Linked DNA regions of Homo sapiens: region 1 is linked to region 2. The links are chromatin loops, found by intact Hi-C in ENCODE. Cell type or tissue: mammary epithelial cell. All regions are shown on one strand. Each heading gives the region's core, and the rest is flanking DNA. Links, peaks and the distances in the headings are about the cores only. Region 1 holds the start of LINC01844 (long intergenic non-protein coding RNA 1844). Region 2 overlaps ARHGAP26 (Rho GTPase activating protein 26).

Region 1 (15,685 bases), core at 4,671-12,670, 170 kb after region 2:
GAATTAATCCTTTGGCCCAGAAAATGCAAATTAGATTACCTCCAAGTTTCCGCTGGCAACCTTCCATCTCAAGCTTAGATAACAATCTCCTTTAGCTTTTAGTATTTTAGGAAGTTTCTTTGTCACATGAAGAGAGCTGTGAAGACCAAGAGGAGACACAGACCTATAATTATAAGAAGAATCATAAGCACTTAAGAAGAAACATAGATCTACAATGATAACTGTTATTTTACTCACCAGACATTTATTGAAATCTTACTATGCTTCGGGTGCTGGACTAGGCACTGGGGAGCCAAGGATGAACGAGACATGCCCACACCTTCAAGGAACTCACAAGGGAGTCTGAGTGACAGCCAGAGGACCTGAACTTCACAGTGCAATGAGAGAAGGATGCCCAGTGTGCTATGGGAGCCAATGCAAGGGCACTCAGCTCAGCCTGAAGAGTGCCAACAAGGCACTCTAGAGGAACTGTACCTCAATTAACTCTTGGGGTGAGATATATTCCAGACAGAGGGTAGAGCATGCACAAAGCCACAGTGGCATGAATCTGTGTAAGGTGTGCAGAAAACTACAGACATTTAAGGCAGGTCACTCTAGAGGTAAAGCTGGAAGCGGAGCAGAGGGCAGGATACAGAGAACTTTATTTAGCATATTAAAGAGTGTAATAGGCAATAGAGAGCCACTGAAGCAGGGGAATGTGATTGATACATGGATACGCTTGGAGGGAGGGAGACCAGCATTTAAATAAAAGGTGATACAGGTCTGAATTAGGGAAGGAGGAGTGAAGATGGGGGATAAGAGGCCAGATTTAGAAATACTGAGTCAAAAATCAGTGGGACTTTATGTTAGGGAGACTAGAGGGAGGAGGCAAGGACAATCCTGAAGTTTCAATCCTAGAGGGTATTACCAAGTATTAATACAAATACTGATAGAATCAGGAAGGAAGAGGATTTCATTTTTAGGTACACTAAACTTGAATCACTAAGGGAGAAGCATTCTATTTGTCCATTCAAAAACTACCTATAAAGGAACTCTATATGAATTTCCAAGTGTGAATTTGGAGGGAGAGTCTAGACTTTAGAGAGTTGGGTATCATTGGCACACGGATATTCAGGAGTTAACCTATGAGGATGGTTGGCCCAGTACCTGGGACAAAGGAGGCTCTCAGTGGGTGCCTGTTGAAAAGAGTAAAGGAAGAGTTACTCTGCAAGAGCATATAAAAAGAGAAGAGCTGGAAACCAAAGATGAACCTCCAGAAACACAATGCTTCAGGGGTGGGTAAAGGAGGCAGAAAGGGAGTGGTCAGAAAGGTGGTGTCATGGGGATAAAGTGAGATAGGCATAGGAGCCAAGGACACCACCACACTTCATCAGGTATCATAAGGGCTTGTAAAATCTGAGCATTCTCCCATGTTAACATTTCTTCATGAATTAATCCTAAATTGAAAATGAAGGCCGGGTGTGGTAGCTCATGCCTGTAATCCCAGCACTTTGGAGGGCCAGGGCAGGCAGATTACTTAAGCCCAGGAGTTTGAGACCACCCTGGGCAACATGGTGAAGCCCTGTCTCTACAAAAAATACAAAAATTAGCCAGGCATGGTGGAACATGCCTGTAGTCCCAGCTACTCAGGAGACTGAGGTGGGAGGATCACCTGAGCCTAGGGAGGTCAAGGCTGCAGTGAGCCATGATTGCATTACTGCACTCCAGCCTGGGCAACACAGTGAGGCCCTATCTCAAAATAAAAATAAAAAATAAAAAAAGAGGCCAGACGCAGTGGCTCACGCCTGTAATCCCAGCACTTTGGGAAGCCGAGGCGGGTGGATCATGAGGTCAGGAGTTTCAGACCAGCCTGGCCAATATGGTGAAACCCCATCTCTACTAAAAGTACAAAAATTAGCTGGGCGTGGTGGTGCACACCTGTAGTCCCAGCTGCTTGGGAGGCTGAGGCAGGAGAATCGCTTGAATCCAGGAGGCAGAGGTTACAGTGAGCCGAGATCATGCCACTGCACTCCAGCCTGGGTGACAAAGCAAGACTCTGCCATAAATAAATAAATAAATAAGAGTTAAGTAGGTCTCTAGATGGAAAATATAAACATTTCTTTTTTCTAGAGCTTTCTAATCTTCTAATTCAAGGGTTATTTGAGCAATAGGTAGTTGCATTTCTAGTTACCAATTTTAATTCCAAGTTTATGCTATTGTGCATTTTTGTTTTAAATAATTGCGGATACTTTTTTCCTCATTTATGATGATTATTTTCTATTCTTGGTATTAACTCCCTGAAGCTAATTTAAACCAGAGCATGCAGTTTGTCAGTATAAAAACAACTGAAAGTCTAAGATTGGGTTATAACATTTAGAATTATATTCATGTACTGATGAGAGAGATTGTGGCTTCTGGTCAATTCTATGTGAGTGTGATGATTACTGGTTGCAAACATCTATTTTTCATTTGTTTTAATTTGATTTGTTTTTGCCTATCCAGCATCCATACCCAATTCTGGTATAAATAGTACCAAGTTTTTCTTGAAGAACCACTTCTCTCTGATTCCTAGTCCAAGTGATTTTCGTAAAGCTGAGTCCACTGGGCTTCAGGCGAGGGCATGCAGCCCAGAGATGACCAATGAAACACTGCAAACCCATGGGCCCAGTGACTGGCTCAGGAACGAGCTTATGACCCAGTCAGAGGCAATGAGATAGAATTCTTGGACTTGTTAGAACAACCAGGCCAAAAGTAATCTTAGCTGAACTTGAAGCTGGATGGATATACACCTAGAGCTGATGTGGACCACTGCTGCCATAGCACACTGGGCATCATGGGGAAAGACTCAGAATGAAGCAAACACAGAGGAAAGATGAGCTGAGAGATGAAGAAAGAGAGAGAGACCAAGGACTGAAGACAGTCTTCGAGATCCTGTCTCTGACCATCCCTAAAGCTAGCATATTGCCATACTCCTCAAATATGTGAGCCTATAAGTGCCCTTTTTAAGATTTGGTCAATTTTTTTTTTTTAGCTTTTCCACTGCTTGCAACCAGTAAGTCCAGGTTATAGACATCATTTGATCTCTATTTTCTCTGCCTCATCTACCAACAGGGACTCAAGTGTCCAAGTTCATGCTTCTTCCCAGCTAGCCTATTGTGCCTTCCACACTGTGCTCAACATTTTCAGGTCAGCCCCTTGTTACCTTCTATATCAGGCCCACTCTCCACTACTTTGTGATTTGTGTCAGTGCTCGGTTCCTAAGCTGAATTCACTGAACTCACAGCCTAAGCTATGGACCTCACTGTTTCCCATGGACACTTCCTGTTTATTATATTCACCTAGAACAGTCTCTTTCTCCTTTGCCAATCTGTTTGTTTTAGTAAGTAGAGGCAGGACTGGATGGAAGCCACTTCTGTCCCCAGGCTTAGAAAGCCCAATGCTAAATTGTTGGGCCTGGCTGCCACCCAACAGCACCGGTACATTCTGTTCAAGCTCAAGCTCTCTGTCCCAAATGTTGTACTTGCTGCTGCTTTTCCTCCCTGCCTCCCAGGACAGGTTTAGCCTGATATTATTCCCAATTCTGTCATCTCTATTGTTGCCATGCCACCCAGGACCTTTGTTATTTCCCCTGCAGGGATCTTGGGAATTTCTGTGAAATCATACCTTAGTGGTCTAGAGCAATCTAGCTTCCAAACACGATTTCACAACCACTGCAGTGATATCCTCCCTTCTCAAATAAGATTGTTTCTCCTTTCCCTGACTCTGGACAGGCACGATAAGTCATTCATATCTGCCAAGAGAGAAAAATAGCTATCTTCAAAATTATATAAGAGGAGAAGAATTTTTCCTTCAGCTTTCCCTGAAACACACAGAAATAACAGAGGGACAAAAGCTTCTCTGAGTAAAGGTGATGACTTGATCTCCTTCCTCTGCTTTTATTATCTTTCTCTCATTCAATCAGTATAAATGGAGTAGCCTTTTATGTTCTTCTCAAGCTCTAGTGAATTGAATTGTAACCATTATTGATTCAACCAATATTTACTTGAGCATCTATTACATGCCAGGCACCGTGCTAGATAATGTGTTCACAGAAGTAGATAAGACAGACATGATCCCTGCTTCATTCAGATTAGAATCTAGTGAGGGTGGAGAAAAAGCAGCAAATATGTAAATAAATAAACGAGCAAAATTTCTGACAGTTAGACATGCTATCAAGAAAATACAAGGAGAGGCCGGGCACAGTGCCTCATGCCTGTAATCCCAGCACTTTGGGAGGCTGAGGCGGGTGGATGACCTGAGGTCAGGAGTTCAAGACCAGCCTGGCCAACATGGTGAAACCCCATCTCTACTAAAAATACAAAAATTAGCCAGGCATAATGGCAGGTGCCTGTAATCCCAGCTAGTCAGGAGGCTGAGGCAGGAGAATCACTTGAACCCGGGAGGCGGAGGTTGCAGTGAGCTGTGATTGTGTCTCTGCACTCCAGCCTGGAAAACAGGGTGAGACTCTGTCTCAAAAAAAAGGAAAAGAAAAGAAAATACAAGGAGATAATGTGTTTCAGAGTAAGCGTACTATTTTAGATAGAGTGATCAGAGAAGACTATCCTGAAGCGGTAATATTTGAGATAAAACCCAATGAAGAGAATGTACAAACCACATGGAGACCCACCCAGAACAGCATTCCAGGAGGCAGCACATGCAAAGTCCTGAGCCTGAAGCTGGCTTGATATATTAGAGTAGGGGTTGGTAAAATACAGCCCAAGAAATAACAGAGGGACCTGGCCTGCATTTTTTTTTTTTTTTGGACAGCCCACAGCTAAGAATGATTTTTACATTTCTAAATGGATGAAAAACAAAACAATTTGTGACATGTGAAAATTACGTGAAATTCAAATTTCAGTGACCATAAAGAAAATTTTTATTGGAACGTAACCATACTCATTCATTTATTTATTTTCCATGGCTGTTTTTCATGCCTCATTGGCAGAGTTGAGTGGTTTCAAAAGAGACCAAGTGGCCTGTAAAGCCTGAAATATTTACTATGTAGCCCTTTGCAGAAAAAGTGTACAGACTTCTGTTTTAGGGGAACAGGAAGAAATATCTTCCCAAGCTTGAGAGAACCTTGAGTTCCTTGAATTCCTCAGGAATTCTTGAATTCTTTAGCCTATAAATAACAGAAAATCAGTGTCCAATTGACTTAAATAATGTGAAGCATTAAAATAGCCATAAAGTGATAATTTTCCCATCAAGAGGTAAACTATGTCCTCTCCCCTTGCATCTCAATGGAATTTGTGACTGCTCTGACCCACAGAATATGACAGACGTGATGCTGTGCCAGTCCAGGCTCTGGCCTTAAGAGACTGAAGGCTTCTACTTCCTGTCTCTTGGAATACTCTCTCTGGAAGCCCTTCACCCTGGGGAAGAAGTCTGAGTACCTTGAGATGGCCATGTTGAAGAGGTCATGTATGTGTGTTCTGGTTAAATGTCCCAGCTGAGCCTGCACTTCCAGCCAGCATTGCCAAGGTGCCAAATATGTGGACTCTAAAGACCAGTCCATCAGCCAGCTGAATATCACTAAGGGACCTCAGTCAATGGTACATGGAATAGAAGAATTACCTAAGTAAGTCCTTCCTGGCTTCCTGGCCTACAAAATTATGAAATTTAATAACATGGATGCTATTTTAAGCCACTCCATGTTGTGGTAACTGTTTTATAGCAATAGACAACTAGAAGAAACAATACAGAAACCCTATTATCTCACATAATAAGAAGCTCAGGGTACAGCAAGGGCCATCTAGAATACTGCTTTTATTTATGCATATTGCTACCGCTTTTATGCAATTTCCTTGGCGCTACTTTTCGCTTTGGTTGGTTTAATTGTTAGACCGATAGCAAGATGACTTTAGCAGTCCTGGGAGTCAGATTCAAACCTGACAACGTCCAGAGAGAGAAGACTATTTTTAAGAAAAAGAAAATGTAGGCTAATCAGGATCTACCTTGGAATTGGGAATTGGGTCACCTCCCCTGAGTCACTGGGGAAGGGATGGACACCTGATCATAATTAAGTTCTATTAGAAAGGAAGTAGGTGAGCGGATATTGGGTCAACAATGCACTTGTCCAAAGTATCTTTCTTCCTTCCATCATTCATTCATTCATCTATTCATTCATCCAGAATAGTTTAGGTTTAATCATATGAATATGCTTTTTTGTAAATCAAAAGTAGTCAAATAACCATAATTTGAAAAGGTTAAGCAACGTTTATCAAGCCTGTATGACAGTGGGAGGCATGGAGCTAGATGTTAGGACTATTAACACCTAAATTAATAGCAATTAAAGGTGCTAAGTTCAAGAAAGGGAAAGAACAGGACCAGCTATATAATCTGCAGAACCCAGTGAAAAATGAAAATGGAGGACCCCTGGTTCAAAAAGTATTAAGAACTTCAGGATGGTGACAGCAGAGCATTAAACCAAGCATGGAGTCCTTCTAAGTGCAGAATGACTGTACATATTGCATGTCCATGAATCTGGCTCTGGGAAAGACCAGATGACCACAGAAAGAACAGCAAGGACCCTAGTTTAGATTGAGCTGGGGGAAGAGGGTGTTAGGAAGGCCTCTCTGAGGAGGTAATATTTAAACAAGGACCTGAAGGGTGGATAGGAGTACCCAGGTAAAGAGTTGAGGAATGCAGCTTCCTAGAAGAAGAATAGCACTCTCCCATCTTCTCCATCCTCCAGGTTGGTTAAGAGACTTAGCATTAGCCTGTCTTCATCAGCTGTGAGGAAACAAGATAAAGGTAACAGATCTTTTCCTGTTTGTGCCAGCTCAGGCCTATTTCCCAACCCTTTTTTGTATTCTAGATCTTGGCACTTGGGTACACTACCCGTATAATCTGATCCTCCCCCTTTAATACTGTAGATAGTCAGGACTACCCAAGAGGGGTCCCAGCCTTGCTCCTTGCTCAATGCTTAATATGCTCAATGCTTAGTATGCTCAACGGTAGATGCTTTCTAGGAAACAGCCTAACCTGCCTGATCCACTTGGTGCAGGCTTGTCACAAATAGGGAAAGACCTCTCCCTGTCCTCACATTCCCTCAAACCTCAAACCATGAAATCAGCTAACACAAATTGGACCTCAAAAAATGTTGTCAACAAACCCAAACCTTTCCCCTAAAATTACTAAATTCATCCATTTTGCATTGCTATAAAGGAATACCCAAGACTGGGTACTTTATAAAGAAAAGTATATTTGGCTCATGGTTCTGCAGGCTGTACAAAAAGCATGGCACCAGCATTTGTTTCTGGTCAGGACTTTAGGAAGCTTTTACTCATGGAGGAAGGTGAAAGGAGAGAAGATGAGTCATATGGTGAGAGAGGAAGCAGGCGAGATGGAGGAGAGGCGCCAGGCTTTTTAAACAACCAGCTCTCGCATGAACTAATAGAGTAAGAACTCACTCATTATGGCAAGGAGGGCACCAAGCCATTCATGAGAGATTTGCCTCTGTGACCCAAACACTTCCCACTAGGCCCTACTTCCAACATTGGGGGATCACATTTCAACATGAGATTTGGTGGGGACAAATATTCAAACTGTATCATACCTTATCCCATTTTTATTTCTGCAATGTTCTTTTCCTATATCAGATCCTATGGAAATTTGATGATGTAGTGGGCCTCCAAGTTGGTTGTAAGCAGAATCACACAAGAAGCTTATTAAAAATACAGATGCCCCAGCCCTATGCCAAACCTAGCTTCTCTATTTTTAGCAAGCTCCACAGGTAATTCTGATGCACTGCCAAGTCTCTGAACCACTGCTTTAGCCAACTGGATGGAATAAGGGAAATTCCCATTTGGCTGGTAGGAGTCAGAACATTTCCTTTCTGCCACTACCTGTGGCTCCTGGGCAAACTACTTTAATTCAGTTCCTCAGTTGTCCCTTTAAGTAAAGTGATGATTCCTCCATGATATCTCTGCCCTAGAAGCTTGCGTAGTATGAAAGTATTGATATCTTCCCATGATCTAGTCCCACTTTGGGTGGCCAAGCCTCAGTTTCCTCAAGGAACTACCTGCCCCTCACTGACTGGAGGAAGGCTTTGTAGGACTGTCAATCAAGGTGCTCTGCTGCCCTCTGGCTGCCCCCTGGGCCCAAGACCCAAGTTTGGCCAACCAGATTTTCTCTCCCAGGAAATTAAATACTGAGAGAGCTGAAGCAGAGACAAAATAAATGAAGTTGATTCATCTGGTACGGGTGACCCCAAAAATCTGTTAGTTTCTGCTTCCTAAGCTGTTGCCCTGGTTCTTGTGCTCTCAGAAACCTGGTTTTTCAGCCTTTCCCTCAGATCTGTAAGCAACCCTGATAGCCTTGGAATAAATTGTTTCTTTTGCCTAAGTGAGCCAGAGTTAGTTCTGTTGCTTGCCACCAAAGAATTCTAACTGATTCTCACAATCAAGATCTTTGATAGAGTGTTGTATATAATAATGATGTCATAGCTTCCATTCTTATAAAGCCATTGTGAATGATTCTCTTGTAGCTAAAGTGACCGTTCTATAGAAGGTCAAAAGTTTGTTTTAATAATGACATCTTTGTTCCAGTAATTCCAGACAGTGAAAATTTCTCAATAGTGTAAGAGGTTATTCACTGTCCTGCTGAAATATCTTAAGTGGAAACAGGCCTTGGGTAAATACTCTTCCTCTAAACAAAGCTTATTGTTCTGGACCCAGGGAAGGAAAGGACAAGAGAAAAAAGAAAAAGGAAAAAAGTTTGGGCTCAGTTTAAACCAGCTCCCATTCAGCTATATCTGCCCTTTACATACAAATTTAATAAAAAGTTGACTCTTTATGTATTTTTTTAAAGGCTGGAAATTGCATCCGAATACACATTTTAAGGGGTGACTTGCAGAGAAAATAGCTTCAGTGATTGAACCCTTTTCTCTCATCAGCCTATATTTTATTTCTACCCCCATCTCATTGTTACAGTTTTTACTCTTTCTTATTGTTACTGACATCCTCACTATTTCTCACCTTTATTGGCTGTGTTAACAGTTATGAGCACTTGCTGTGAACCAGGCACGATGATAGATGTTTGACACGTATTACCTCATTTAATCCTTACAGTGCCCTTCAAAGCCAGTATTATTATTCCCATTTTACAGAGGGGAAACTTGAAGCTCAGTGAGGTTAAGTAATAGGGCTAATGTGCAACATGACCAATCACTTACCTGTGTGTCCCTATCTGTCCCCAAGTCTTCCTTACACTGTGACCCATTGCCTTAAATTGAAAGTACCTGCTTAGTCCAAGGCATCACTGGAAAGAATATTAAATGTGGCATTGTAGCTCAAAAAAAAAAAGACAACTGAACTCATTGCCCATGTCATGTTCTATATTCCTGACTAGACTATAAGCTCCTTAAGGGCAAACACTATGTTCTGTCTACCACAATATTACCAGCACATGCCTAGCACAGAGGAGGTTCTCAAAAAATGCTTATAGAATCAGTGAATATCCTATAGGGTCCTCAGAATAAGGGACCATCACAAGGTTAGGAGAAAATGTCAAGAAATCCCTTTCTGGGAAACAGAAATTCCAGGTTACCCCTAGTGAATTCAACCAACTTTGAAGTTTGGCCAAGCCTTTAAATAGCATTGCATGATTTCAAATTTGGAATCCTGGGCAGCAATTTCCCTTCCTGAAGAGCTGTTGCATGTTCTATGCATAGTCATGCTTTGGCTTGAGTTTATGAGGAACAGAAGTTTCAAAAAATCTGACTGAGAAGTATAAGCTAAAAGGCTCAAGTACCAGTTATACTTTTCCCAGGGCCAGTAAGCTCTCAAAGAGCTCAAATCCAGGGATCAAGCTCTCCATCAAGGACTTGGAACATAATGTTATTTTATCACTTTCAGAAATAATAACTAGAGATAATTTCTGGTTGACATAAGACTCACAACTTATCCTTGAGTGAACTCTTTTCGTGTCTCAGTTCCTCGAATGGAAAACAGTCAAATAAGCACATATACAGTCAAAATCTTCCTCCAAATCTGTGAGGTTCCCTCAGTGGAGTCAGTCTCATTAAGTCACTGCTATTCAGTTCAATAGCAGTGAATTAATCCAATTTGACCTTTGGATTCAGATAAACCTGAGATTAGGCTTTGGCTTTGACATGTATCAGCCACGTGACCTTGAACAGAACATGGTAGCTCTCAAAGCCTTAGCAGCCTTGTCTCTTGCTGGGAAGATGGTAAATGATAATGTGTTTAATGTGCTTAAACCAGTGTCAGGCACATGCGAGGCAGTCAGTAAATAGTGACTTACAGTGATATTTCTGCTGGCTTCACTTGCACATTTCATTCAAAACAGTTGAAAAGTCCAGTGTGTTCATGGTGTTTTAACTGGCAGTTGTGATCTGAAGTCAACCTTCAACTAAGTGGATTAGTTTATCAACTTCCAAATTATAAGCAAAATTAATCTGAACTAAGGCAATGAAGTGATACAGGCATACAAATGAAACATCTGTCCTGATCTCTGCCTTGGAAAAATTCAAAACACTGTAATTCTATTATTCTTACAAAGATTATTTTAACCATTTATTTTAAAAATCAGCATTGCTATTGCATCTTGACTGTTCTATTGTCCAAACTTTCTGTATCTATTTTAAGACTTAAATATAAAGCATGAAACAGGTTTAATTTTGAACATAGTGAGCAGATGAAATATCACTCTTTTCTTAAAAGAGATTCTTAGCAGGCATTTTAAAATCCCCATCCTGTCTTGTTTTCACTAGATCACTGGTCAGTACTCGACAGCTTCAAGCCAGATAATTTCAAAGGTTCAAGATGTCAGTTAGATCCCACTGACCACAGGTAGATCCATTTGAATTAGAAAAATTCTAACACTGACGAGAGAACTCTTTCCTAATGTTAGGTGTGGCTAAGGATCTGTTTGAGCTATTGGAATATGGGCAGTAGTTTATAAGTATCAGAATACAACTTTCTGTGTCCCCCTTCTCTTTGCCAGGGGCAGCTCGTATTGATCTGGACATGCAGCGTAAGCAAAATAACTTTATGTCATTTAAGCCACTGAGATTTTAGGGCTATTCGTTTCTGCAGCATAGCCTAGCCTTTCCTAACAAGATATAGAATATATATAAATGCAGTTGATATGTGTAACAGACATACTCACGGAGCCACACACGGAGTCCTCCCATCTTGGTCTACAAGTAATTTCCAGAAGTTAGTGGTTTGGTGGGATAGAGACAAAGCTCAGAACTACAGTCAATATCAGAATAACTTTAACACACTGGCAGAAAGATTCAGACGCATCTCTTCTATGTCATCATGAGAGTGAGAAACATGATTCCTAAATCTGTATTCCTGGCTGGAATTCTCATCTGTCAACAGGTGTCATTGTCACCTTGAAGAGAACCAGAGCAGGCTGTCTCTCCCTCATCCTCGCGCACTCTCCTGGTGAGTTGTAGAGCTGGGGCTGACCTCAAACTGAGAACTCCTTGGGATATAGCATGTATCCCAAGTAGCCCTCACTCTAGGGAGGTTTTTTTTTTTTTTTTTTTATCTGTATCTCAAGTCCACAAATAAGCACTCAAGGTTGATGTCAATCTTTGACACGTCATCTATTCCCAAGCCAGCCTCTCCATGAAGGAATCAGTGATCTTCCAAATGTTTTCTTTTCATAGCTGAAACAAACAATAAATATTATTTATTATTTTAGTAAGAAGCACATGATCTAAATCCCACTAGTAATAAAGATAATGGCCATTTGTTGAGGGCTTGTTATTTGGCACTATGACATATATCATTTTATTTAATCCTCGCAACAATTTGATTAGGTAGTATATTATTAGAGTTCTCCAGAGAAACAGACCCAATAGGATATATATAGAGATACATTAGGAGATTTATTATAGAATTGGCTCATGCAGTTACGGAGGATGAGAAGTTCTACAGTATGATGTCTGCAAGCTGGAGAACCAGGAAAGCTGGTGCTATAATTCAGTCTGAGTTTAAAGGCCTGAGAAATGGGAGCAGGAGCTCATAGTGTAACTCAGAGTATGAGGCCCAAGGCCAGAGAAGCTGGAGGGTGAAGATGCTTGCTGGTGTCAGTGTCAGAGTCCAAAAGCCTGAGAATCAAAAGCATTAATGTCCAAGGGCAGGAGAAGATGGATGTCCCAGTTTCAGCAGAGAACAAATTCACCCTTCCTCTGCCCTGTCGTTCTATTCAGATTGGACGATGCCTGCCCACATTGATGAGGGTGAATCTTCTTTCCTCAGTCTACTGATGTAAATGCTGATCTCTTCCAGAAATATCCTAACAGACACACCCAGAAATAATGTGCTGCCAGCTATTTGGGCATGCCTTAGCCCAGTCAAGTGGATAGATACATCATCGGTAGGTACTGTGATTTCCTTTTTTACAGATCAAAAAACCAAACCTTAAAGTGGTCAAGTAACTTGCTTAAGGTCAACCAGCCTAGAAGTGGGAAAAATTATGCAAACTCAAAAACTGTTCTTTGCAAGGAGGCCCGCCTTATTCCCCCTCCTGGCCATATATTATATCTCAATCTCCACACCCAAGATATAAACCCTGGAGTTTTCCTTGTCTTCATTCTGTTGCCAGTGACTTGATTACATCATTTCTGGTCTGACACCAGTAGGGCTCCAGTATGTTCCCGGGGAGAACTGGGCCCCCAACACCTGCTAATTTCTTCCTGCCTTTGCAGAGGAGAGCCTGGGAACTTAACCTAAGAAAAAAACTAAACAAAGTGATCCAAGGAGAAAAAAAACCCTGGGATGAAGAAAAGTTATTTTCCTCTTTGATAATTCTGTGTAACTAGTAACTATGGAAGAGAAAACTGATCTACGGGTTTGTTAGAAACTCTGGGGCCTGAGGCGGAAATAGACACTGTGAGACCGAGAAGGGGGTGGAACCAGAGGCTACAGCCAGGAAACAAAAGACAGGAAACAGGATTTCTTTTTGCCAATGTCCAAAACAAAGCTGATGGGGAGTTTGGCAGGAAGAGGGACCACCATTTCATACTTCCAGTGGAAAAAGGACTAAATGCTCAAAATTGAAGATATGTGGGAAGGGATGAGTCATGGAGAAACGGTGATACATAATCTTCTCTTTCTGAGAACAGTCACTTAATATTCCTGCTTGGCATTCTTTTATTATTTGACAGCAGTCCTTGTGCCTCTCTATGGGAAGCCAGGAAGGGGCCAGAATCATCTCATGCTGCTTAGTATGGGACGCACAACTGGGAAGCTGCACTCTCTTCTCCTCCCCTCCTTTCCCTCCTTCATGTATTGCTCTTCCCTCTTCCCGGAATGCCTCTCCCACTGTTAGCATAGGTAACTCTACTTTATTTTTAAGTCTTAGTTTAGATGTCACTTCCTCAAAAGAATTTTCCTTGACCCTTATTCTGTGACAGAGTTGTTAGCTGCCTATCCAGGACCCATTCTCCTCTCTTTCTTTTCTTCTTTTTTTTTTTAAACACAGAGTCTCACTCTGTGACGCAGGCTGGAGTGTAGTGGTGCAATCATAGCTCACCGTAGCCTCGAACTCCTGGACTCAAGGAATCCTCCCACCTCAGCTTCCTAAGTGGCTGGGACTACAAGCATACGCCACCATGCTCAGCTAATTTTTAAAATTATTATTATTAAGTATTATTATTATTATTTTGTAGAGATGGGGTTTTGCCATATTGCCCAAGCTGGTCTTGAATGCCTGGGCTCAGGCGATCTGCCTACCTTGGCCTCCCAAAGTGTTGAGATTATAGGCATGAGCCACTGCACCCAGCTTTATTTGCATTTATAACCAAGCTTTCGGCTTAATATCTCCCAGGCTTGAAGCACATTGACTTTCTTTCACTGGAGGACATTATCCAAACAAAACATTATCCAAATAAAAAATAGCTCATATTTACTTGTGTGTGTTGGAAAGAGCCATTACTATTGGAAACCATTTAGATTTTGTTTTAAAATTTTTTTCTGGAAAAATATTTTCAAATCATTTCTTTTGTAGGGAAAATGCTACCTGGATGAAATATTTGTCAAAGTGTGGTTGCATCTGTTCCCACTTATCATTTGATAAATTGGCATAGTCAACGCACAGTTGTACAAAGCACACATCATGCAAACCTTAGCTGGTGAGTATAAAAATGACCACTGACCCCTGATTTGCAAGCAGCCCCTGACTTGGTTTGGACTCTCCCAGAAGCAGACCTGGAAACAATGATTCAAGTGCAAGCCTTTCATTTGGGAAGTGTAGGGACACTGCTTATGGGTTGGGGAGGTGATAGAGGAAAGGAAGACAGCCAAAAAAGGATGTGTTATTCAGCCAGCTACTACAGTAAGTGACAAGAGTCCAACCCCACAGGGACACTCTGGGGAATAGTATCCCACAAGAGGCATGGGGAGCTGGGGTACTTATCTACCAATTCCCATCAGCCATCAGCTACTCTTAGGGTGTTAATTCTCTGGCAGCCTACAGGCCAGGGCAGACGGGCCTTCTATGGTTCCCAGAAAATCCCTCATGCACAGAGATGCAGATACTGGCAATTAGATGTGTCCAGAGCACAATGAAGCAGTAAGATCTGATGCGCGCTGACAGCCCTGACCACCGCCCCCTTCAAGCAAAGCTCAGACTTCAATGTCCTATTTCACAGGGGACATAGACGTTTTTAGATAATACAAGGACACATTTTTTTTAATAGTTAAAAATTAAGTTTCAACATTCCCTTCCACCTAATGCACAAGGTGCTGGTTTCCAGTTTGTGGTAGTGATGAAATATATAGATTGCAAAAGGAATCAATTTTTTAAAAGAGCATCAATTGATTTAAAGTATATTGAAGAAAGGCTGGGCATGGCAGCTCATGCCTGTAATCCCAGCACTTTGGGATTCCCAGCCAAGGTGGGCGGACCACTTGAGATCAAGTGGTCTTCAAGACCAGCCTGGCCAATATAGTGAAACCCCGACTCTACTAAAAATACAAAAATTAGCTGGGCGTGGTGGCATATGCTTGTAATCCTGGCTACTCAGGAGGCAGAAGCAGGAGAATCACTTGAACCTGGGAGGCGGATGTTGCAGTGAGCTGAGATGGTGCCACTGCACTCCAGCCTGGGTGAAAAAGTGAGACTCTGTCTAAAAAAATAAAATAAAATAAAAAGTATACTGAAAAAATAATTGTACAGATAGTAATCAATATGCAAAGGTAATGGGGAAATGATGGAAGCTTGGAAAACACTGATGGATATTTTATAGGTAGTGAAATGGAAGCATAAAGCCAGGCCACCAAGTATCTATGAAAGAATATCTATTGTGTACCCAGCACTCTTCTAGGCATCAAGGAAGATGTAAGAGGCAGAGAAAGGACGAACCCCACATTGAGGTTTTTACCAGTAGCAGTAGTAGTAACGGCTAGCATTTAGTGAGAGCTTTGGTTTACCATCTCCTGACCTGCCTTCCTTAGGAAGCTCTACTAGCCTTCAAAAATACATGAAACAATAAAGGGTGCTCTATGCAGAATATGAGGGTCAGACTTACTAGGACAATTTCATTAAAACTTCAGAGGGAAAAGCAGCAGCATGGCAGCATGAGCGTAGACAGAACTGTGCTGGACTGGCAGTGGTCAGAGCCAGAGAACAAGGAAGACACAGCCTTAGGTTTTTCCTCCACGGACCCATCTCCTGCTCCACTCAA
Region 2 (15,685 bases), core at 4,725-12,724:
TTTTAGAGGAATGTTCCTAAAATAATTAGGATCATAGCAATAATAATAGTCTAAAAAGTAGGTATCACCAACCACATCAGATAAGTTCTTACATTTTTATGAGAGACTGAAGTCGTAAAACATCGGGAAGCCCAAAGACATCTTTGGCATATTAAATTGCATGGCTCTTAAATGCAACAGATATTGACTGAGTTCCTATTATGTGCCAGTCATCATGCTAGGTATCAGGGACATAGAAGCAAGCAAATGTTAACACACTGCACAAGGACAAGGCATTATTCACTGATGGGATGAGTGAGACTCAAGGAGAATGCAAATACCTGTTACTACTATTGATAACAAACTATGAAAATATAGCTTCTGTTTCATGTATTTTTTTTTCATTTTTACTATTCTATCTCACAATCAACAGAAATGTACATAAGTGGAATGTACTGGTTGAACTGTTTCTTCTATCCAGAATTACATAATAGCTCATTTTTGGTTTTGATTTTAAAAAGACAAACTCATTTTATATTTAGAAATTGGTAAATAAACTGGTATATTCAACCAATAAAACTCCATATTTCACCAGGCAGACTAAAGAGTAAAAATAGGGTTGCCTCAATCACCCTCCCAATCAAGTCCATTAACCACCATACCCCATTCTTTGTTAAACCAGAATCAAACAGCAAACAGGCATGCTCTCATTTAATTAAAAGAAAAAAAAAAACTCCATGACAAGTTCAAACTACATGAATTCTAAGACTCCAAGAACTTCTCCACTAACTTATTTTACAGAACAGCCAAAAAGCAATTCAGAAACTATGGTATCGTCTCCCAACTCAAGTCATGGAAGTCAGAGTCATATAACACCCTCTGAGGAAGGAAAACTCCATTTCCTGCCTGAAATGTCATGGCATTGAGACCAGCACTCTAATCCAACCAGCAGGAAGGCAAAATAAAATATTATTTCAAACAAGGGGTGAGAAGGGGAGGGAGGGGAAGTCTGAAACCAGGAAAAATGGATTCATGTGTTGCAAAAGATAAAGGCACGTTGCACCAGGAGGGAAAAGTAGGACTGCCAGGTTCTCAGCACACACAGGACAGTGAAATCACTCATCTTTTCTGCACCATCCTAAATAAGCCATTCCTAAAGCAAAGGGCCTGGCACTTTAGTTCAAAGAGCCAGGTAAAGGGTAATGTTTAAACAGAGGCCCAACTAACTGAGCATGTTTGTTTTTGCAAGAAAGTGGGTATGAATGATTTGTGATGAAAGGGTGGGAGGAAGGAATTTCTAGAGAATGAATGAGTCATTTAGGATACTCTTCTTCCTTTAAGGAATAATACTCTCATGATTATTTTTTTCTACAGAAAACACACACACACACACACACACTCTTCTGTCAATGTATACAAGGTGTATATAGGACAGCTGATTTTCAACTGGACCTTCTAATAGTTACTAATACATACACAAAACTGCCATCTAGAGGTTGAATGTTGAAACAAAGTCTGTTACATAAGATGATCCTTTTTGGAAAACACATAATCTCAGTCACACAATTTCACAAAAACACACAAATGCATACACACACACCTCTTAGCAAGCTAGAAGAAACAATATTATTTTAATTTAAAATTAATACAGTTTCTTCTTGAGGCCATAAATTGGAAAGAGAGGGCATAACACTTTATCTTTATTTGAAGCATGTATCAACAACAGGTTATCACATACACAGTTTGAAAATGGAATCTTACCCTAGCAGGCCCTTTGCACATATAACCCGAATGCACCTGTATTTCCTCTCAGCTTATAGATAACTTGAAAACTCATGACACTACAGGAAAAGGAGCACCATTAAGACAAAAAGCAGGCTCACAGGAATATCCACCAAAGCTAAGGTTCACCATCACAACAATAAAGCCCCAGGTTTTAGGGTATAGAAAAAAATTCAACAGCCATGTTTTCAGACATAGGACTCCATCAGAGGGGAATATTAGTGTGTTCCACCTTCAGAAAAAATCCTGCAATGTAGTGATAATTCACCCCATCTTACAGATGTGGTTAAACCACTTACCCAGAGTCACACAGCTAGTAAGGAACAGATCCCAAATTCAAATTTAGGAATGCTCTTATCTTTTTTACCTGCATCATGCAGCCTGCCATACAAACATATTTGAAATGAGGGTGCTGAGGGTTCCAGTAGATTCTTCAGATCTTTCAAAAATCTTTCTGGCCTCCACTATTCTGACTTTCACCAATCTTCAGTTTTCCTGGGTCTCTTCCCTAACAGTACACAAATGCAGGTTAAGTGAGCACCTGCTAAAAGTTTAGTTTAAATAGCAACTAACTTGATTAAGCTCCTCTAGTCTCTTACACAATAGTTTACCATGGCCTCAAAGAAAATAATTAACCCATGTCAAAATTACGTCACCATAAAAAATAAAATTGAACAGCCATATGCACATATTACTGTATTAAAAGCTGCATAAAATGTTCTTCTGCCTCTGGAAGCAAATCACCTGAGACAGATATTTAGAATTGAACAGAGGTATATAAAACATACCTAATTAAACACCCAACCAACCAATACAAAGAAAAGCTTATTACTGTGCAAATGCAGGTTACCTGGGAAGAAGAAGAATAGAGTTGACAGTGGATGTGAAATGCTAGGTTGGGACTAGATCAGAGGAGAGCTACTGCCCTTTACCTATTCATGGAAAGCTTGCAAAACAAGGACTTTGGAACTGGTATGAAAGAAAATCAGATGAGGTCTGTTAAGAAAGTCCTACAGATTTGTAAACTTTATATCTCCACTGCCAGTAGTCTCTAGCATGTAGTAATGCTCAATAAAATAAGGAAGGAAGGAGGGAGGGAATGAATTCAGCGTATTCCAGTCATGCCATCGTCCCCTGTAAGAATGGAAGGGTAAAGTCCTCTTGTTTGTTACTTTCCCCCCAGTATTCTGGCCCTCCAGGTTTGCTGGAACACTCAACATCCTGGTGTTTATACCTTAGTTGCTTGAGTATATATGAGCATTCCAAACTCAAAGGTAAGCTCCATGAAGATAAGTTTATTCTTGCCTTATCCCTTATTACAACTCCAGCACTAAATATCCTTGCCATCTCTAAGAAGCTATCCTTGCTGCCCACCTCTAGAGAGTACCAATGCTGGGAAAGGGGCACTTAACACACAGCATTTTCAAATGTATGGACATTGGTGAGAGTCAGCTAACCCCAGAAAAAAGTAATCATTTCCCTTCCCCAGTGTAAACACTGCCCCTCAAGAGACTTTATTGATTCAGGGAATCAGAAAAAGTTTTATTATTTTTCACATGGTTTACTAGGCCCTCCTGGAAAACACCTGAGAGAAAATATCCACGTGTCACTTACATCTGTGAGAAATTTCTTGAAAATAAACAAATCCAGGGATGCTGGCAAATGACTAGTACCATGATTCTTTAGCCTAAACAAATATTTTCCCTATATTTGCTCATGAATTTCCTTAAGACACTGCATGACGGAGTGAATTATTCAAAGTGACAGAACACAGACATAAGCAAGTACTACCGATTCACATCCTGCTACCACTAATGGCTGCTTTGAAATCATGTCCCATTTTTTAACCCAGAAATTTTACACTAAATCCTCTCAAAGAGTTGACACATTTTGTAATGATCAATCTAGTCTTTATTCAATTAACCAATATAAATTATAAACCTTCAAATGCTTGGTGCTATGGCAAAGTAATACAAAAGCACCCAAGAATGCTGCTTCATTAAAGAATAAAAAAAGTGATTTTTATTTTATTTTACTGAGATGGAGTCTCCCTCTGTCACCCAGGCTGGAGTGTGGTGGCGCGATCTCAGCTCACTGCAACCTCCATCTCCTGGGTTCAAGCAAATTCTTCTGCCTCAGCCTCCTGAATAGCTGGAATTACAGGTGCCCACCACCATGCTCGGCTAATTTTTTTCTATATTTTTAGTAAAGACAGGGTCTTGCCATGTTGGCCAGGCTGGTCTTGAACTCCTGAGCTCAAATGATCCACTTGCCTCGGCCTCCCAAAATGCTGGGATTACAGGCATGAGTCATCACGCTAGGCCAAAAAAGGGTGATTTTTAAAAAGCTAATGAAAGCTTAGGCTATAATCATGTAAAAAAATAAAAGAAAAGAAAGGAAGAAGGTAATTTATGTGAATGGGCTGCTTTGTGAAGTGGGGTTCCTTGGCAATGGGATTGTTCAAGCAGTAGGTGTTGAGTTATCCATTTAAAGGCTGCTGGGTGCATGAGTGCTGCTTCATTGAGAAAGGCCCTCCCTATTCAAACTGCGTTCATTTCCTGGGGCTGCCGTAACAAAGTGCCACAAACTGGCTGGCTTAATCAACAGAAATTTATTGCTTCACAGGTCTAGAGGCTAAAAGTTCAAGATCAAGGGTTCCTCCTGAGGTCTGTGAGGAAGAATCTGCTCCATGCCTCTCCTCTAGCTTCTGGTGCTCTGCTGCCAACCTTTGGTGTTCATTGGCTTGTAGGTGCATCACCTCGACTTCTGCCTTCATGTTAACACGGTATCTTCTCGTGTACATGTCCATCTCTGGGTCCAAATTTCCCCTTTTTACAAGGACAATGGTAATATCGCATTAAGGCCCACCCTAATGACGTCATTTTAACTTGATTATCTCTATCAAGTAATCTCCAAATAAGGCAACATTTTCAGATACTGGGGATTAGGACTTCAGCATATGATTTTGGCAGGGACACAATTTAATCTATAACTAGTATCTGCTAGGAAATTTTTTAAAATTATCCTTTGGAGCATGTTGTGGCCATACCACACAACTACTACAAGTTACATTTATTTAAAGCCATATCATATTATTAATGCTAGAGTCTTTAAACTGAATTTCAAAAGAAATCAGAAGGAACCTTCAAAGAATCATTATATTGATTGGACTGACATGATACCTTGATCCAAGCAAGTTTTCGGTTTGAGATTGAAGAAATACAAAGAATTTCTACTAACTTTAGCTTTTTGATGTTAGGAACAATGAAATCTTTTTGAGGGAAAGCAGAGATATGAAGAGCTAACATTAGTCTGTGAAACATTTGCTCCATGTAATCCTAGGGTCCTCAGTAGTTCAGGTTTGAACATCCCCCCCACCCCAAAAACTAGTTCTGAAAAAAAGGAAGGCACTAGAGAAAAGAAATTAGAGGAGATGTGACCTCTGAAATCATGTAGAAGCCAATACAAAAGGGTGTGGACACAGAGATGAGAGTATAGGTCTACTTTTTAGATATCAAAGGTAAAACAACTTAGATATATAAGAATTAAAAGTAGATTTCTAGAAATGTATTTGGTTTTAAAAAGGATCCTCGGCCGGGCACGGTGGCTCACACCTGTAATCCCAGCACTTCGGGAGGCCGAGGCAGGCGGATCACCTGAGGTCAGGAGATTGATACCAGCCTGGCCAACATGGTGAAACCCCATCTCTACTACAAATAGAAAAATTAGCCAGACGGGGTGGTGCATGCCTGTGGTCCCAGCTACTCAGGAGGATGAGGTAGGAGAATCGCTTGAACCCGGGAGGCAGATGGTGCAGTGAGCCAAGATCACACCACTGCACTCCAGCCTGGGTGACAGAGCAAGACTCTGTCTCAAAAATAAAATAAATAAAATAAAATAAAATATAAAATAAAATAAAATGGATCCTTGAAACATAAAGTTCAAGAACCATAGATCTAAATCCCATTGGCCTGGATTAACACTTAATTTGATTTTCAGTTCATTCGTTGTTCAAAGAATGACAACAGTTTTCTGTAGGACTTATGTGTCAGGGATTTGAGGATTAACAAACTGACAGCAATGTATTGTGATACAATGAAAACAATTAGCTGACAAGTGATACTACTGCTAGGATATCTCCTACTCATGCTAGCTGTCCTGGATTAAAAAAAAAAAGAGTGTCACCTTAAAAATAAAAGGTGGAGCTAGGGACAGTGACAGTGGTGTACCTATCTTCTCAACTACTCGAGAGCTGAGGTGGGAAGATTGCTTGAGCCCAGGAGTTCAACTCCAGCCTAGGCAACATGAGGAGACCCCACCCACCTCTAAACAAATAAATAAAAGATGGAAGAAAAGGTGTACAGAAACCAAAAAACCATTCATGGAACACCTATTCAGTGCCATGTGCCTGTCACTGTGCTCTATCTGCATTGCTTCTTTTAATTTAGTCACGGGAGGACTTTCTGAAGGTCACAGAGGAGTAGATATAAGAAGAGAGGCAAATTTGCTGCTTCAGTTCATTGTACTTTATATTGTACAGTTTCATTGTAGTTTACAATGCCAAATGCAACTGACAGGGTGCCAATAGCACTTCCCAGATTTCACAGCCTGAAAACTGGACACTGCGGTGTCTCTGAAATGCAACCACCAACAGCTCTGAGCTCATCACTGGAAAATGTTTCTAAAATATCTGAAGTTTAGGCCAGGTGTGGTGGCTCACGCCTGTAATCCCAGCACTTTGAGAGGCCGAGGCAGGTGGATCACCTGAGGTCAGTAGTTCAAGACCAGCCTGGTCAACATGGCGAAACCGCATCTCTACTAAAAATACAAAATTAGCTGGGCATGGTGGTGCATGCCTGTAATCCCAGCTGCTCAGGAGGCTGAGGCAGGAGAATTGCTTGAACCCAGGAGGCAGAGGCTGCAGTGAGCTGAGATCGTGCCACTGCACTCCGGCCTGGGCAACAGAGCAAGACTCCATCTAAAAAAAAAAAAAAAAAAAAATTCCAAAGTCTTGAGGCACCAATGTGCCCTGGAACAGGCTCCTGAGAACCTCAGTTCAAATCCCACCTTAGCCCTGAGTAAACGGCCTCACCACCCTACACTGCAGATTCCTCAGCAGTATGGGAATAATGGAGGACCTACCCCCCTGGGTTGTAGTGAGGATGACACAACACAAGGATGAAAGTGTTCAGCTTATAGGAAATGCTCTGATACTACCAGTTGCCTCACTCCTCCTCCATTTTCACATCCTTTAAAAAGGCAGGGGTTTTATTGTGGTGGTTGTTTTTGCCTTTTGCCTGGTCAAGTAATCTGTCTCAGAGACCAGAAATCACCTTTCCTAGTAGTTACATTCTCCTCCTCCATACAGGTAAGCATTCAGCTCCTTAGTAGAGGAGCCTGAATTTTTTTTTGTTTTGTTTTGCTGTAGTTGCTTGTTGTGATTTTTCAAATTAGGAAAATGTTTTCATGTGTTCTGATGAAACTGTATTGTGAAACACATTGTATTTAACATACCAAGTAGTAGTAAGAATAAAGGACAACTAAAAAGCTTGAAAATATGGATTTCAGGGTCTCAGTCCCAGAAAGTCGAACTGTGTGGGTGTGGGACAAGCACCAGGAATCTGTAACTGAGTGCACGTGGTTTTCACCACAGTAAAATACGTTGATGTACGGTAATCAACTCACAATATTGACCTCCTAGGATATCACCTCCTAAAGGATACAGCTTTTGTTACAAAATAACATGATATATCAGCATTAAGTATAAAGGATAAATGTATTCAATCTTAAAAATCCACAATATCCCATATTCTAAGTCACATACTTCACACTTCAACATGTATTTGTATCTTGATAGAATAAAACATTTCTAGTCACTACATAAATGTTTGTGTATTCTCCAGTTAACATACTCCAGGAGTACCTTAAACCCTTATGCGATTAAATATAACCATCCCCTCTTTCACTTCCACATTTCCTAGGTGCTAAACTTGCATTTTGATCCTCTGCCTCTCTGGTCCAGCAGGTGGAGCTGGGGAACCTGTGGAAGGCAGGACAGCAGGGCATCTAGCAGCAATCACCTCCTCGCTAAAGGACATTGGTGAAAAAGGAAAGTACAGGAGTCTTTGAGAGAAAAGGATTCCGGGCAGAGTTCCCAGGGATGCAGCTACCCAGCGCATGAAAATGCCTTTTCCTTCTCTACCCGGACTCCCTTCTAAATATTGAGGGAAAAAAAACAGAAAGGCACTGGGGTCAAAAAAGGAGAAAGGAGGAAAATCCTGCTGTATTGTAACCTAATCTTTGGGATCTATATAGAAAACTGAGAGGAGGTGTTTCCTAGGACGGTCTACTTACCTCCTGTTCATTAAGAGGAGATTCAGGCCAGGCGTGGCGGCTCATGCCTGTAATCCCAGCACTTTGGGAGGCCAAGGTGGGTGGATCACTTGAGGTCAGGAGTTCAGGACCAGCCTAGCCAACACGGTGAAATTCCGTCTCCACTAAAAATACAAAAAATTAGCCGGACATGGTGGCGAGTGCCTGTAGTCCCAGCTACTCGGTAGGCTGAGGCAAGAGAATCACTTGAACCCGGGAGGCAGAGGTTGCAGTGAGCCGAGATCATGCTACTGCACTCCAGCCTGGGTGACAGAGCAAGACTCCATCTCAAAAAAGAAAAAAAAAAAAAAAAGAGGAGATTCAGCCCCCTCAACTGAACCATGACTGAAATCTCTCCACGCCATGCAGAGGGAACCAGGGACAGAAACTCAGGAGCAATCGACTCGCAAGCCCACTCAGTATGCTGAATGTGACACATTCGCTCTTTGCTTATGATTGGGACATGCACAGCTGTTGTGGGAGTCATAAAGGAGGGAAGGTGCTAGGAAGTGCTGGCAAGGGTGGAAATAAGATGGAGGTGCCACAGTGAGCTTTAATCGCCTAAAAAGCCACTCTCCGCAACTTCTCGGGAAACTTCTGAAGATGAAAACACAAAAATAATTCAGCTTCAGAAAGCAAATTTGGGCTTGTTTCCAATCTGACAGAGAGCTGCAACACAAAGCATGCCCTCTTCAAAGCAGCTCTGCAGCAGACGGTTATCTCTAGGAACTGTGCATTTGATGAGCATCACAGGTGGCTGTACTTCCATGCAAACAGATCTTCTGAACCTCCTTCAAGGATGCCAATAATATGAATTCCCTTCAATCACATGCTTAGAAAAGAGAAGGGAGATGCTTAAAGCACCAAGGTTTAGGTTTTGTTTAAAACCAGTAATAACAAAATTTGGTTTGGGGAAGGCTGTTTGCAATTCCCCTTTGCTACCCCAGTTCAAGCTATCCTCCGACCCCACACCCATGCTATTCTTCTTTACCTTCCCCTCTCACACCTCTACACACAGTAAAGGATATGTACCTCTCTGTGTTTAGAAGTGAAATACCAAGTCTGAGGAGCACGCAGGATAAGCTATTAGCAAAAAAGAGTAACAGCTAATACTTGTTGAGCACTTATTATCTGCCCCTCTGCCAAGCATTTTACATGCATTATTTCCTTGAATCCTTATAACCATCCTGGGAACTTCATTTTCCAGGTGAGAAAATCAAGGTTCCAAAAGATTAAGTAATTTGCTCAAAGTCACATGGCTACTAAGCAGCAAAGTCAAAATTTGAACCCAGGTTGTCTGGCTTGACAGCCAAAGATGTAATGACTAAATTGCTTAAGAGATGCAGTTAGTTTCCACGAATTTCTGATAAAGGCTAAGGGGGCACGCTGTCTCCATGGGAGGCCTAACAGCCTCCAGCAGCCCCAGCAGCCTGCAGTGCAGAGTAGACACCTGCCAGAAGAAGGCAGTGCAACCCCAGGCAGTACTCAGTCTCAGGATGCCATAGAGCCAGGGAAAGGTGGCCACAGATGAACTTCCCAGGGAGGGGTGAGTACTGGCTTGATGAAATGGTATAATGTTTTTTTAATAAAAGGAAGAGATTAAATGGCATTATACGGAGTATCATGCTGAGATTTAAGGATCTTGGTGCTAGCATTCCTGATCTTGAACAGGCAGCTCAAATAAGCTTAACACGTGGGTTTCATTGAAAAAATTAACCTGTTGCCAAGTAAAGTGTCTCAAAGAATTGGAATGTTGTCAAACTAGCTTAACACCACGAAATGGTACAACTTAATGAGAGACTCTATAAATCTCGAGGAATACAACACACGGCTCTCTCTCCAAAAAATTGTGATTTCACGAGTGGTTTGGTGTCTTTCCTGGGCACGCACACACACTGGTAGGTGAAATGTAACTAAAAGCTGTTTTTTTATTTGAGAAAAATTTCTTCCATTTCAATGCCTTTCGAATCATTATACTAACTTTTTCAGTTAAAAAAAATTCAAATAGCTGATACAATCATGCTAAATACTTTTCTTTAAAAGTCTACTACTCAATCTCCTGGAGATATAACACACATTTCTGAGCATGAAAGCACTAATATTAAAGTAAAACAAAACCAAGCCAGTGATTCAGTGCTGAACCCAAAAGATAGGGAGGTTCTAATGATTCTCGCAAATCAGCAATAGCCTGGATCCAGCACCCTGGACATAGATGAATGGATGGAGAAGGAAAGGAAGGAGGCAGGGGGAGAAGGAAAGGAAGGAGGGAGGGGGAGAAGGGGAAAAAAGCAGAAAAGGTTTGACTGGAAAGAAAAAGTAAGATATAGAAATTCAGCTCTATTTGCTCCTGAGAAAAGCATGCTAGCTACTCACCTGTCTACTGCTTCCACATCAAAGCAAAACCTCTTCTCAATGGAGTCTGTTTTCCGCCGTGTGCAGGATTTGAGGATAACTGATTCATCTTCTCCCTAGTGGGAACACACAGACTATCAAGATGAGGCCAGAATGGGAGCTCTACTCCTCCCAGGACATACATGACATGTAAACAGGAGCAATCATTTCATCTTCTCAAATCTGAGTGCTCATGACCATGGGCAGTGGAAGGGTGACTATAAACCTTTCCAGGACAAAGCCTCATGCAGCTTACATTCGTATACCATGTTAGACTTGGACCCAAACATCTTTAGTACGGGTGGATCATGATGGCACCGCATCTGTCCATGGTAGATAAACGAGTGTTGACATTGTTTTAATTTGCAGGTTTGATAAGAGTAGAAGAAGATGGTCTCCTCCTAACTCTGAGCTTCTATGATCTTGGGTTGGTCATCACTTCTCCAAAAAAATCTTCCTGGATCAGAACAAATATCCCCAGAACGTGTTCACAAAGCACCATGTACATCTCCCTCCATCACAGCACTGACCATAGCTGAAACTGCGCATTGATATAGGTGATGAATACAATAATGTCTCTCTCTCCATTAGACCACAGGACCCTGAGAACAGAGACTGGGTCAAATTTTGCTTACTTTTGTCTCCTGGGCCCAACTGGATCCTAGAAAAGAGTAGCTCCTCAATAAATACATTTTAACAACTTTACTGACATATGATTAAGGTATAAGCTGTACATGTTGAACTGTACAACTTATAGATTTTGATGTCATATACATCCATGAAACCAACACCACAACCAAGCCAGCAAACAATTCCATCATCCCCAAAAGTTTCCTTGTATCCCCTGGCAATCCATCCCTCCTCCTAGTACATCCCCAAGCAATCGCTGAATCTGCTTTCTGTAACTATTGATTAGTTTGCATAGTCTATAATTTTATATAAATGGAACTACACAGTATGTGCTCTTTTTGTCTGGCTTTTTTCACTTAACGTAATTGCTTTGCTATTCATCCACATTGTTGTGCATATCAAGGGCTTATTTCTCTTTATTGTTGAGTAGTATTCCATTGTTCAACTGAATGTGACAATTTCATCTCATAGCACTAGTTTATTGCCCAGAAACACAGAAGTTGCTGTCCCTGATTTCTTCTTACTGTCACTTAGGAATTTGTTAGGGTTTCTGTTTCTCCTGCCTCTGTCAATCTTTTTTATCTAAACTAACAGGGGAAATTAGCAAGCTTGCCCAGTTTGTTGAAATAACAGAAAGTGTGGCTACATAAGGTAAAATTTAACCACCCACTAATATCAGAAGAGCAAACAAAACACAGAAGGCCTAGGAGGAGACAGTTTATATTCACAGGCCTTATACCTATTGTCTTCCACTGAATAGCAAAGATTAATTTCTCAGACAGAACTGCTCTTTCTCTAGTCTGTAAAATATCTGAGTGCAAACACCCAAACATAAGAGATTCTGACTTTGCTGATGTCTAACTATAAATCTGATTTAATGGCTATGGACCAGCTTCCACTTTGAAAGATTACATGAGGTGTCCCAGAGAAATGGGAGGGAATAGGGATATATAAAGGATCACCAAATACATGCAGAAAGAGGAGGAAGATTAATATTCTGTTCCAAGGATGACCATACCATATCAGCAAAAATCTATAAAGATGGTCTGTTCAACTATTGATTGCTTTAAAAAGTGGGGGACGTGGATATCACTTAAACAAGTAAATGAAAAGTTATAACCATGAAAAATTCTGTTTTTAAAAAGCCAAAGTTAAGGAGATCTGACCTGGTCAGGAAGGTTAGGAAAAGCTTTCTTGAGCTGAAACTGAAAGAATTCATAGGAAATAAAATAAGGAGGAGGGAATGGAGCAGGTGGACAGGCCCTGGGGTCAGGGTCCACATAGGCTTGGAGAAACAGCAGGGCAGCTGGTGTGGCTAGAAGCCCAGAGTGAGGGAAAGTAGAAAGAAGAAGACTTTGAGGAGTGACAGAGGCAAGACCATGTAGGATTCTCGTTTGTATCCTGAGAGCAGCAGGAAAATAAAGAAGGGTTTCAATCAAAAGAAGGGATAGGATCGGTTTTGGGCTGCTCCAGATCTGCAGAGGTGCCTCAGGTCAGAGTGTAGGATGCAGGGAAATTCTTCCGTCACACACAGGGTCTGGTCTCCAGGAGGATGTGGCAAATCTGCTCACAACTCCAGATCTGAAGCTATGAGAACAGTGGGTACTTTTAAAGGAAAATAATCCAAATGAAAAGGACAGTGAGGGAACCTAACAGGTGGAGAAAGAGCATGTTAGGAAAAGAAAACACCCAATTATCTAGGTTAAAAGATATTTATGTTATCTATTTATCTATGTTCTATCTACCTCTAGCTCCTAGGAGAGCTCTGTTCAAACATGTATGCAGGCCAAGCATAGTAGAAAACACTGGTAATCCCAGTACTTTGGAGGCCAAGGTGACCAGGAGTTTGAGGCCAGCCTGGGCAACATAGTGAGACTCATCTCTATTTCTTCTTTTTTTCTTTTTTTGAGATGGAGTCTCGCACTGTCGCCCAGGCTGGAATGCAATGGCGCCATCTTGGGTCACTGTAACCTCCACCTCCCAGGCTCAAGCGATTCTCCTGCCTCAGCCTCCCAAATAGCTGGGATTACAGGCATGCGCCACTGCACCCGGCTAATTTTTGTATTTTCATTAGAGATGGGGTTTCACCATGTTGCCCAGGCTGGTCTTGAACTCCTGACCTCAGGTGATCCACCTGCCTCAGCCTCCCAAGTGCTGGGATTAACAGGCGTGAGCCACCACATCCGGCCTCGGTCTCTATTTTTAAAAAATATATACAACAACATCACATGATTCCTCTACACAATCGAGAAGACATCACCTCTAGACAGCCAGTCCTCATATTTCCTTCACCCTAAAGCTGAGGAAATAGTGACGTCATGGGAAGTATAATGAGTTCAGAATCAGGAGATTCAGACTGTGGAAAGAGCGTTTGAGCACCAGCTCTGTAACTTGTTAAATGACCTTAGAAATCATACTCTCTCCTAACCTCAATGTCCTCCTTTGTAAAAGGAGGAAAACTGGATCAAACAGGGTAATATAAATAAAAGGTTGCAGAAAAATATAAAACATAATTTAAATGTAAGGAATTACTAGGAAAATTAACTCTTATAATATCAAGGTCCTAATATAGCACCCATTATGTGTCAGGATTTGTTCCAAAAAATTTTTATATACTAATTCACATAAACCTCTTCACTACCCAATGACATGCTTTCTAGTAACTCTCTGAAGTCTCTGGAGAACCAAACATCCACTATAATTGGTTTCTACCCTTCACTTTCAAGTGTGATAAGAAAGGAATAGAGAAAATACAAAAGAGTTCTTCATTAAAAGTCTGAGAAAGCCCAAGATAAAAGGCCCAAAAACAGACTGTGTGAGAGAACAATTTGGTGAAGCTGATTTCTAGAAGGACTAAGAATTGGGAAGGGACTAAGGCTCAATCCAAGGAAAGCAGGCACAACTCTGTTTCCATTTCATGAAAACTAGGGGACACCTAATAATGTAGGTTTTTAATATTCCTCCTAAATGTAATTTCTCTGTTATGACATTTTAATGTCTGTTTTCCTGAGATTATTTATAAATCAATCCTGCCCCTGCCAAGAAACATAAAAAGGGCTTTGTTATTGCTTTGATTCAGGGAAGGAACAGAGATGCTGATAAACTTCTCTATCATGGCTTAAGTAAAAGAAAGCCAGGAAGAAAAACTGGAAGTGGAAGAGAACAAGGAGCACAACATGGCTGAGTACCTAACAGTAATGACAACAGCACCTAACAGCACTGGCCCAGGCAGACTGAGAGCAAAGCCAGCGCTTTTAACCCCTACTCTATAATGCCCACACACACGCAAACTCAACATGTTGCATAAAAATGTACTGCAGAGAGGACCGAAGTGGAATGCTTGTAGAGGACTAGTTTATCGACAGGTTAGACACAAATGAAAAACTATTTAAGCTGAAGACAGAGTAAGAGAAATTATTCAGAATACAGTCCAGAGACTCAAACAGATAAAACATGTAAATATTTGTATTAAAAACATTTAAATATCTCCAGAGGGAGACAATAGAATGGGAAGGAGGCGAAACTCAAAGGGATAATTGGTGAGAATTTTCCAGAGTTATTGGAAGAGACCAAATCTCAAATCCTGGAAAACCAAAACCTCCCAAGCAATAGATTAAAAAAGAAAAAAATCAAAGCTAGGGCTATCATAATGAAATGTAGAATATCAAAGGAAGAAAATAAAGCATAGGAGCAAAGAGAAAAGACAGGTCACCTCCATAGAAATGCATGTGGCCTGCTGTGGGAACACTCAGAGGAGACTCACAAGCAGGCAGGAGGCGAGAGGCAACAGCCAGGAGGAGGGAAGAACTAGGAGCATTCAAGGAGCTGCCCAATGGCGGGGACACCAGGGAGCCATATGTGCCCAACTGTCTCTTCCAAAGATAGCTACATATCACCTTCTATGCCACGTGCTTTTCCTACAATGAGACTTTGATGCCCCTCCCATGGAGAGGCAGGGTCTACCTCCTCCCCCACTGAAACTGAGAGGGCTATTGTGACCATTTTAACCAATAGATAAGGTAAAAGTAAGGCTCTATGACTTCTGAGATTAAGTCATGAAAAGGCAATGCAGTGTCTACTTTAGTTTCTAGAACATTCACTCCTAAAACCTTTTGCTGCCCTGAGGCCACCATGCTGTGAGGAAGCCCAAACTTGCTAATACAGAGAGACCAAATGGCGAGGCCCTGGGAGTATGCAGAGAAAGAGGGAAAAGGGAAGAAAAGGATACAGGAGAGAGGATGACAGCTGTATCTGGCCAGCTTGAGCTGCTTCAGACCCTCCTTGTTCTAGCTCTAGCTACTGTCTGCTTAGTACTTTATGAGAAACCTCAAGCCTGAACCACCCATCCAAATGCCCCCTGAATTCGTGACCCACAGAAACAATGAGAAATACTAAAATGATTGCTGTTGTTTTAAATGTTGCTAAGTTTTGGGGTGACTTGTTACACAGCAATAGGTAACCAGGACATCTATGTTGCCACTGGCAGCTCTCCAGGTATCAAGTGGGAGTGGGACTGAATCAGTTTCACAGG

What was found. A loop is a pair of places that touch in the nucleus more often than their neighbours do. Peaks named below come from ENCODE experiments on the same cell type or tissue, not always from the same donor. Only the 100,000 strongest peaks of a DNase experiment are listed, where the experiment ranks them.
Region 1: a loop joins it to region 2, with 14 times the contacts of the local background. A loop is called at or near these places in 2 of 110 quality-filtered maps.

What each region holds. Positions count from the first base shown.
Region 1 is chr5:142,741,185-142,756,869 of GRCh38, reverse strand. It overlaps LINC01844 (long intergenic non-protein coding RNA 1844), which reads right to left and starts at 11,270. Exons shown (of 4, transcript NR_110558.1): 1 at 11,152-11,270; 2 at 40-136. In mammary epithelial cell, for the core only: a CTCF peak has its summit at 8,103; DNase peaks (open chromatin) are centred at 7,339 and 7,789; H3K27ac peaks cover 879 bases.
Region 2 is chr5:142,908,115-142,923,799 of GRCh38, reverse strand. It overlaps ARHGAP26 (Rho GTPase activating protein 26), which reads right to left. Exons shown (of 23, transcript NM_001135608.3): 10 at 10,507-10,601. Among named protein-coding and RNA genes, the nearest start is that of ARHGAP26-AS1, 47 kb to the right of the region's middle. RefSeq lists enhancers at 6,176-6,676, 6,677-7,177, 7,618-7,667. In mammary epithelial cell, for the core only: CTCF peaks have their summits at 7,784 (motif pointing right) and 9,589 (motif pointing right); DNase peaks (open chromatin) are centred at 7,809 and 9,879.